Linked DNA regions of Homo sapiens: region 2 is linked to region 1. Evidence: chromatin contacts called from ENCODE Hi-C or POLR2A ChIA-PET data. All regions are on one chromosome and are shown on one strand. The core of a region is the stretch at or near the end of the contact, and the rest is flanking DNA. Distances in the headings are between cores, read along the strand shown.

What was found. Hi-C counts contacts between places; a loop is a spot of excess contacts on that map. ChIA-PET counts read pairs that join two places held with the same protein, here RNA polymerase II (POLR2A). Pooled maps may share reads with other maps.
Region 2: a loop to region 1 is called in a pooled map, with 4 times the contacts of the local background. The contact joins the enhancer-like site here to the promoter of TTLL8 in region 1. A Hi-C loop is called at or near these places in 2 of 50 pooled maps. POLR2A ChIA-PET finds 5 or more read pairs at or near these places in 3 of 52 experiments (A673, IMR-90 and Panc1).

What each region holds. Positions count from the first base shown.
Region 1 is chr22:50,056,852-50,059,679 of GRCh38, reverse strand. It overlaps TTLL8 (tubulin tyrosine ligase like 8), which reads left to right and starts at 1,382. Exons shown (of 14, transcript NM_001350317.3): 1 at 1,382-1,526; 2 at 2,707-2,811. The coding sequence starts at 2,745. MLC1 (modulator of VRAC current 1) reads left to right here. Exons shown (of 12, transcript NM_015166.4): 12 at 1-289.
Region 2 is chr22:49,930,184-49,933,011 of GRCh38, reverse strand. No RefSeq gene overlaps it. Among named protein-coding and RNA genes, the nearest start is that of CRELD2, 13 kb to the right of the region's middle. RefSeq lists an enhancer at 2,397-2,446. Within about 2 kb of position 1,436, at least 16 of the 41 ENCODE cell types and tissues checked have a DNase peak (open chromatin) inside an H3K27ac peak, as active enhancers do.

The sequences.
Region 1 (2,828 bases), core at 133-2,632:
CCCCCACCTCCCTGCAGCTTTGAGGCTGGCGGGGTCTGCTCCTGGGAATGGGGTGGGAGCCACAGGGACGACCCGGGGCGGGCTGATGTCTTCTTGGGGGCAGACCAGAGAGCTCAAGTTTCAGAGTCAGAATTAGGCACTTGGAGCGTTTTTGCTGGCTTGCACTTTCTTATTTTCTTATTTTAGAGCGCTTAAAAAATCCGGAAAAATGGGGTTTAAAAGAACTGTCTCTTTCAGTCTACATTTTTGTTTAATACGCTTGAGCAATAAACGCTGACTTGCAGACGTGGCTGTGGCTATTTAATATTGTGTCTCAGCAGCGTCAGCTCACTCAGGTCTAAAAACATCGGGACACAGGGAGGAGGGGCGGGTGGAGGGAGGGCCAGCTTTTCACTCACTGATTTGTGTAACCCCTAGAGGCCAGTACTGGGGTCTGGTGAGAGCCCAGTGGCATTCCCCGGGGAAGAGGGAGGGAGCTGGAAGGGAACCACCCCCGCCAGGGGACGCTCCCACTCCCCCCCTTCAAGTCCCCCACCAGCCCCTTCAGAGTCGGGGCAGAACCTCCCTTTTGGGGTGTCTTGGGAAGTTAAATGCAAAATAAAGTTGATTTAAAACCAAATGAAGACATCTAGGCTTTGGAAAGTTGCCAGGAGTGAGGGTCCTGGTGGGGCAGGTGTGTCTTTCCTACCCCCACTCCGAGATGCCAGATCAGACACGAGCTGCCCTGGCGGGGTGATCCGCGGGGTGCGGGGGGAAACGACAGGGGCCGTGTGGACCTGGGTGGGCTCAGAACCCCCCGGGGGGCAGCGGCGTGGGACCCCACGAGTGGTTCTGCGGATACCAAGGCCCTCCCAAGTTCCGCCGCAGGACGGGGGGCGCTGATACGGTCACCCCGTCGCCCCCATCCGCCAGGACCCGCAGCGCGCAGCCCGGGAGGAGCCCAGCGCCCGCGGCCTCCTCACCCCGCCGCTCCAGCCTCGCGTCGGGGAAGGGCCCAGGGACAGAGGGCGGCATGAGGGCCCCGGGGAGGGCGAGAAGGCCTGGCGGGCCTGGGGGGCCCGAGGGGGAGGGGCAGGATGTGACCCGCGGGTCTTTGTGACCTGGTGGGGGATGGAGTGTGACCTCCACAGGGGGGCGCGGGGCCGCAGCGCGTGACCCGGGGCTACACTCGGGCCCTCCCCCGGCGGACACCATGGCGCGCACCGTCCCGCGCCGCCGACCCCGCAGCCGCGCCTGCTCCGACAGCAGCCCGGGACCCGGACCCCAACCCGGGCCCAGCCCAAGCGCTGATGACTGCTGCCCGTCGGGGCCCGCGCCCCCCGCACGCCGCAGCTCCCCGCGCCCCCGCGCCCCCCGCCGCCCGCGCAGCCCCACGCCCCGGGGCCGCCGCCGCTGCACAGCCCGAGGCCACGGGCCCAGCAGCCGCCGCACCGGGGGTGCACAATGCGCGTGGCCGCCCCAGCACGTTGTCCCAGGCAACCCCAGGAAGCCGGGCGGCGCAGCGCGAGCCACTGACCCGGTCCCCGGTGAGCACGACCCCCGACCGCGGAACCCCAGGCCCGTCCGCGCTTCCGATCCCGGACAGGACCCCTCCTCCCCATCTGCCTTCGGAACCCCAGACCCGCCTCCCACACCCGGAAACCCAGGCCTACCCCCTCCCCGCCCCGGGCCTCCAAATTCTAGACCCCTTACCCTAGGAATCCCAGACCCGCCTAGCTCGGAACCACAGAACTCCCCCACTAAACCTGCCCAACTCTACCCACTCGCCCGCCCTCGAAAGCCCAGAGCTGTTCTCCCCACCTTCCCCCATCTTCTGGGAACTCCACAGCTGTCCACTCCCCTCTGCCTTCAGAACCCCATACCTCTCCTCATTAACCTAGACCTGCACCCCCAACCCAGACCTCCCCCTCGACCTAGACCTGATCCCCAATTGAGACCTGATGCCCACAACCCAGACCTGACCCCCAACCCAGACCTGACCCCGACCCAGACCTGACCCCAAAAACCCAGACCTGATCTCCCAACCCAGACCTGACCCCAACCCAGACCTGACCCCCAACCCAGACCTCCCGCTCAACCCAAACCTGACCCTCAACCCAGACCTGACCCCAACCCAGACCTGACCCCCAACCCAGACCTCCCGCTCAACCCAGACCTGACCCCCCAACCCAGACCTGACCCCAACCCAGACCTGACCCACAATCCAGACCTGATCCCCCAACCCAGACCTGACCCCCAACCCAGACCTGACCCCCAACCCAGACCTCCCGCCCAACCCAGACCTGACCCCAACCCAGACCTGATCCCCCAACCCAGACCTGACTCACAACCCAGACCTGACTCACAACCCAGACCTGACACCAAACCCAGTCCTGACCCCCAAACCCAGACCTGACCCCCAAGCCCAGACCTGACCCCAACCTAGAACTGATCCCTCAACCCAGACCTGATCCCCAACCCCAGAGCTGACCCCTAATCCAGACCTGACCCCCAACCCCAGACCTGACTCCCATCCCCAGACCTGACCCCAACTCAGACCTGACCTCCCAACTCCAGACCTCATCCCCCAACCCAGACCTGATCCCAACCCCAGAGCTGATCCCCAACCCCAGACCTGACCCTCAGCTTGGGCCTCAGAACCCTCTCCATCCCCAGAGCCCCCCACACCCTCCCAGTTTCCTGTAACCACCACACCCTCTCCTCTAGGGGTCAGAGGAGCAAAGGGCAAGCTGTCGGAGGCCAGTATGGAACCAGAGAGGAAGGGGCTATCGTTGGCTTCTTCTTCAGATGGAGACGGGAGAGAAGAAAATAGTGGGTATCGTGTATTG
Region 2 (2,828 bases), core at 187-2,686, 130 kb after region 1:
GAATTGCTTAAACCTGGGAGACAGAGGTTGCAGTGACCTGAGATCACACCACCGCACTCTAGCCTGGGCAACACAGAGAGACTCTTTCTTGAAAATAGATAAATAAGGCCGGGCGTGGTGGCTCACGCCTGTAATCCCAGCACTTTAGGAAGCCGAGGTGGGCGGATCACGAGGTCAGGAGTTCAAGACCAGCCTGACCAATGTGGTGAAACCCCCATCTCTACTAAAAATACAAAAATTAGCCGGGCGTGGTGGTGCATGCCTGTAATCCCAGCTACTCGGGAGGCTGAGGCAGGAGAATCACTTGAATCCGGGAGGCAGAGGCTGCAGTGAGCCGAGATCGCGCCACTGCACTGTCAGCCTGGGCTACAGAGTGAGATTCTGTCTCAAAAATACATAAATAGGGCCGGGTGCTGTGTCTCACACCTGTAATCCCAGCACTTTGGGAGGCCGAGGCGGGTGGATCACGAGGTCAGGAGATCGAGACCATCCTGGCTAACACGGCGAGACCCCCGTCTCTACTAAAAATGCAAAAAATTAGCCGGGCGTGGTGGCAGGCGCCTGTAGTCCCAGCTACTCGGGAGGCTGAGGCAGGAGAGTAGTGTGAACCCGGGAGGTGGAGCTTGCAGTGAGCCGAGATCGCGCCACTGCACTCCAGCCTGGGTGACAGAGCCAGACTCCATCTCAAATAAATAAAAATAAATAAATAAATAAATAAATAAAAAGTCATGACGCTGCCCAGTTTCTAGACCTGAGTGGGTTTCTGACCCAGAGAAATCTCACTAAAGTGAAGGCTGAGTCCCTAAGAGGAAGATGTGCAACGCCAAGGCAAATCCACACCATGATGATTCTGGCCCCCTGCCCCCGCCCCCGCCCGCCACCACCACCAGACGGCCTGTGGCCGCCGACCTCGGTAACCAGACACAGTGCAACGGAAATACGCACACATCTTCAGAAGTGCTGGACACAGGGTTTGAGTGATGCTGGCATCTGAAGGCCTGAAGCATCCTCATGGCTCCCGTTAGAGCGAGGGGCTGACAGGAGCCAGGGAAGCAGTGGAATTCGGGCCAGGTCTGATCCACCAGCCTCGAGTCTGCACATTCATCCAGTGGGTCATTTCCCCAGTCACAGGACGGATGGAGCTGACATTCTTGATGGTAGACACCATTTCCTTGGCCATCATAATGGGTAAGTCCAGTGCAAATCTGTGACCATCCCCACCCAAAATAGTAAATCAAAACTGGGGGAAACTAGGGACACATCTAAAGATCTAAAAGAATGCAAGGATCTCCTTTTTTTTTTTTTTTTGAGACGGAGTCTCGCTCTGTCACCCAGACTGGAGTGCAGCAGAGCGATCTCGGCTCACTGCAGCCTCCGCCTCTCGAGTCCCAGTGGTTCTCTTGCCTCAGCCTCCTGAGTTGATGGGATTACAGGTGCCTGCCGCCGTGCCTGGCTAATTTTTGTATTTTTAGTAGAGATGGGGTTTTGCCATGTTCCTGGTCTGGAACTCCTGACCTCAGGTGATCCACCTACCTTGGCCTCCCAAAGTGCTAGGAATACAGTGGCGTGAGCCACCATGCCCGGCCAAGGATCTCCTTTTATTCCACCAATCTGACCACTGCAAAAGGCAGGTGGGTGGGTCCTGGAGGAGAGTGGACTGTTGCAAAAACAACCCAGCTAGATGTGGCGCCTTTGCTAGAGAAGGCTCCCCAGCCCCAGGTGTGCAGTGAGGCCACTGCTGGGTGTGCATTCTTCTCCATCTCCTGTCTGGCAGGAAGATCAGTCACACTGCCTTGGAACTCAAAACAGGAAACACTCAGTTCCTCCCCAGGGCTATGGTAACGTTCCTGCCCTCTCTCACAATAATCCAGAGACTGGCACCAGCTGAATGAATGTCCCCAGGATGTCACACTGGCCCCCTCTATCGATGGTGCTGTGCTAATGAGACCAGATGACCAAGACATGGTGAGCACACTGGGCCCTCCTGAGCGAGAAAATCCCCTCCAAAGCAGAGGACAGATAAGTGGCTGCCTCTTGCAGCCCCCGCCAGGACACACGGCACCTGGAAGGCTTCTGGGAGCTGGAACAGTATGTTCCACATTTGGGGACTCTGTTCCAACCCAATACTGGGGGACACAAAAGGACAGCTCTGAACAGGCACAGAGCAGGACCAGCTCCACCGCCGTCCAAGCCCAACTCCGGTGTCCCGGCTGCTACTTACGATCTGACTCTGCAGACCAAAGGCACGGGTGGTAAAGGAGGGGTTAAGGTCAAGTGCCTGTGGAAGACCCTCCCCAAACACAGTGCAGAGGAGGCCCATGCCATCCTCAGTGTGTGCCTGCGTCGAGGACTCCTGCTGTGGTTCTGGGCCCCTGTGGAGATGCACAGCCTGGCCATGGGATGCCCCATGGCTGTGTCTCTGCCTTGCCCGCTGGCACTGGCTATTAGACCGGCCCTGTCATGAGGTTGAGCAGGCAACGGTCATCTTCAGGGGGATGTGGTACATCCAGGACAGCAGGACGCAGCACGCATAGGTGGTCCCGGCCTGCGCGGACCCCACCCCATGATTCGTGTTCCCAGAGCAGACCCACGTTCACACCATGGCCGCCTCCCTGTCTAACATGCCTTGGCTGAGGTCCAGGCCCCTGTCCAGGGACTGCTGTGAGCATCTGTCTGCCTTGGTGGCAGCGGGAGCTGGCTTGTCCTCTGGTGGGGGCCATCCTCTGTGGCAGGGTGTCCTGTGCCCTGGCAGAAGCACTCCTCACCAGGTCGTGACAACCCACAGCACCTCCAGAGGCGGTCCCCTGTCCCCTGGAGGACACAACAGC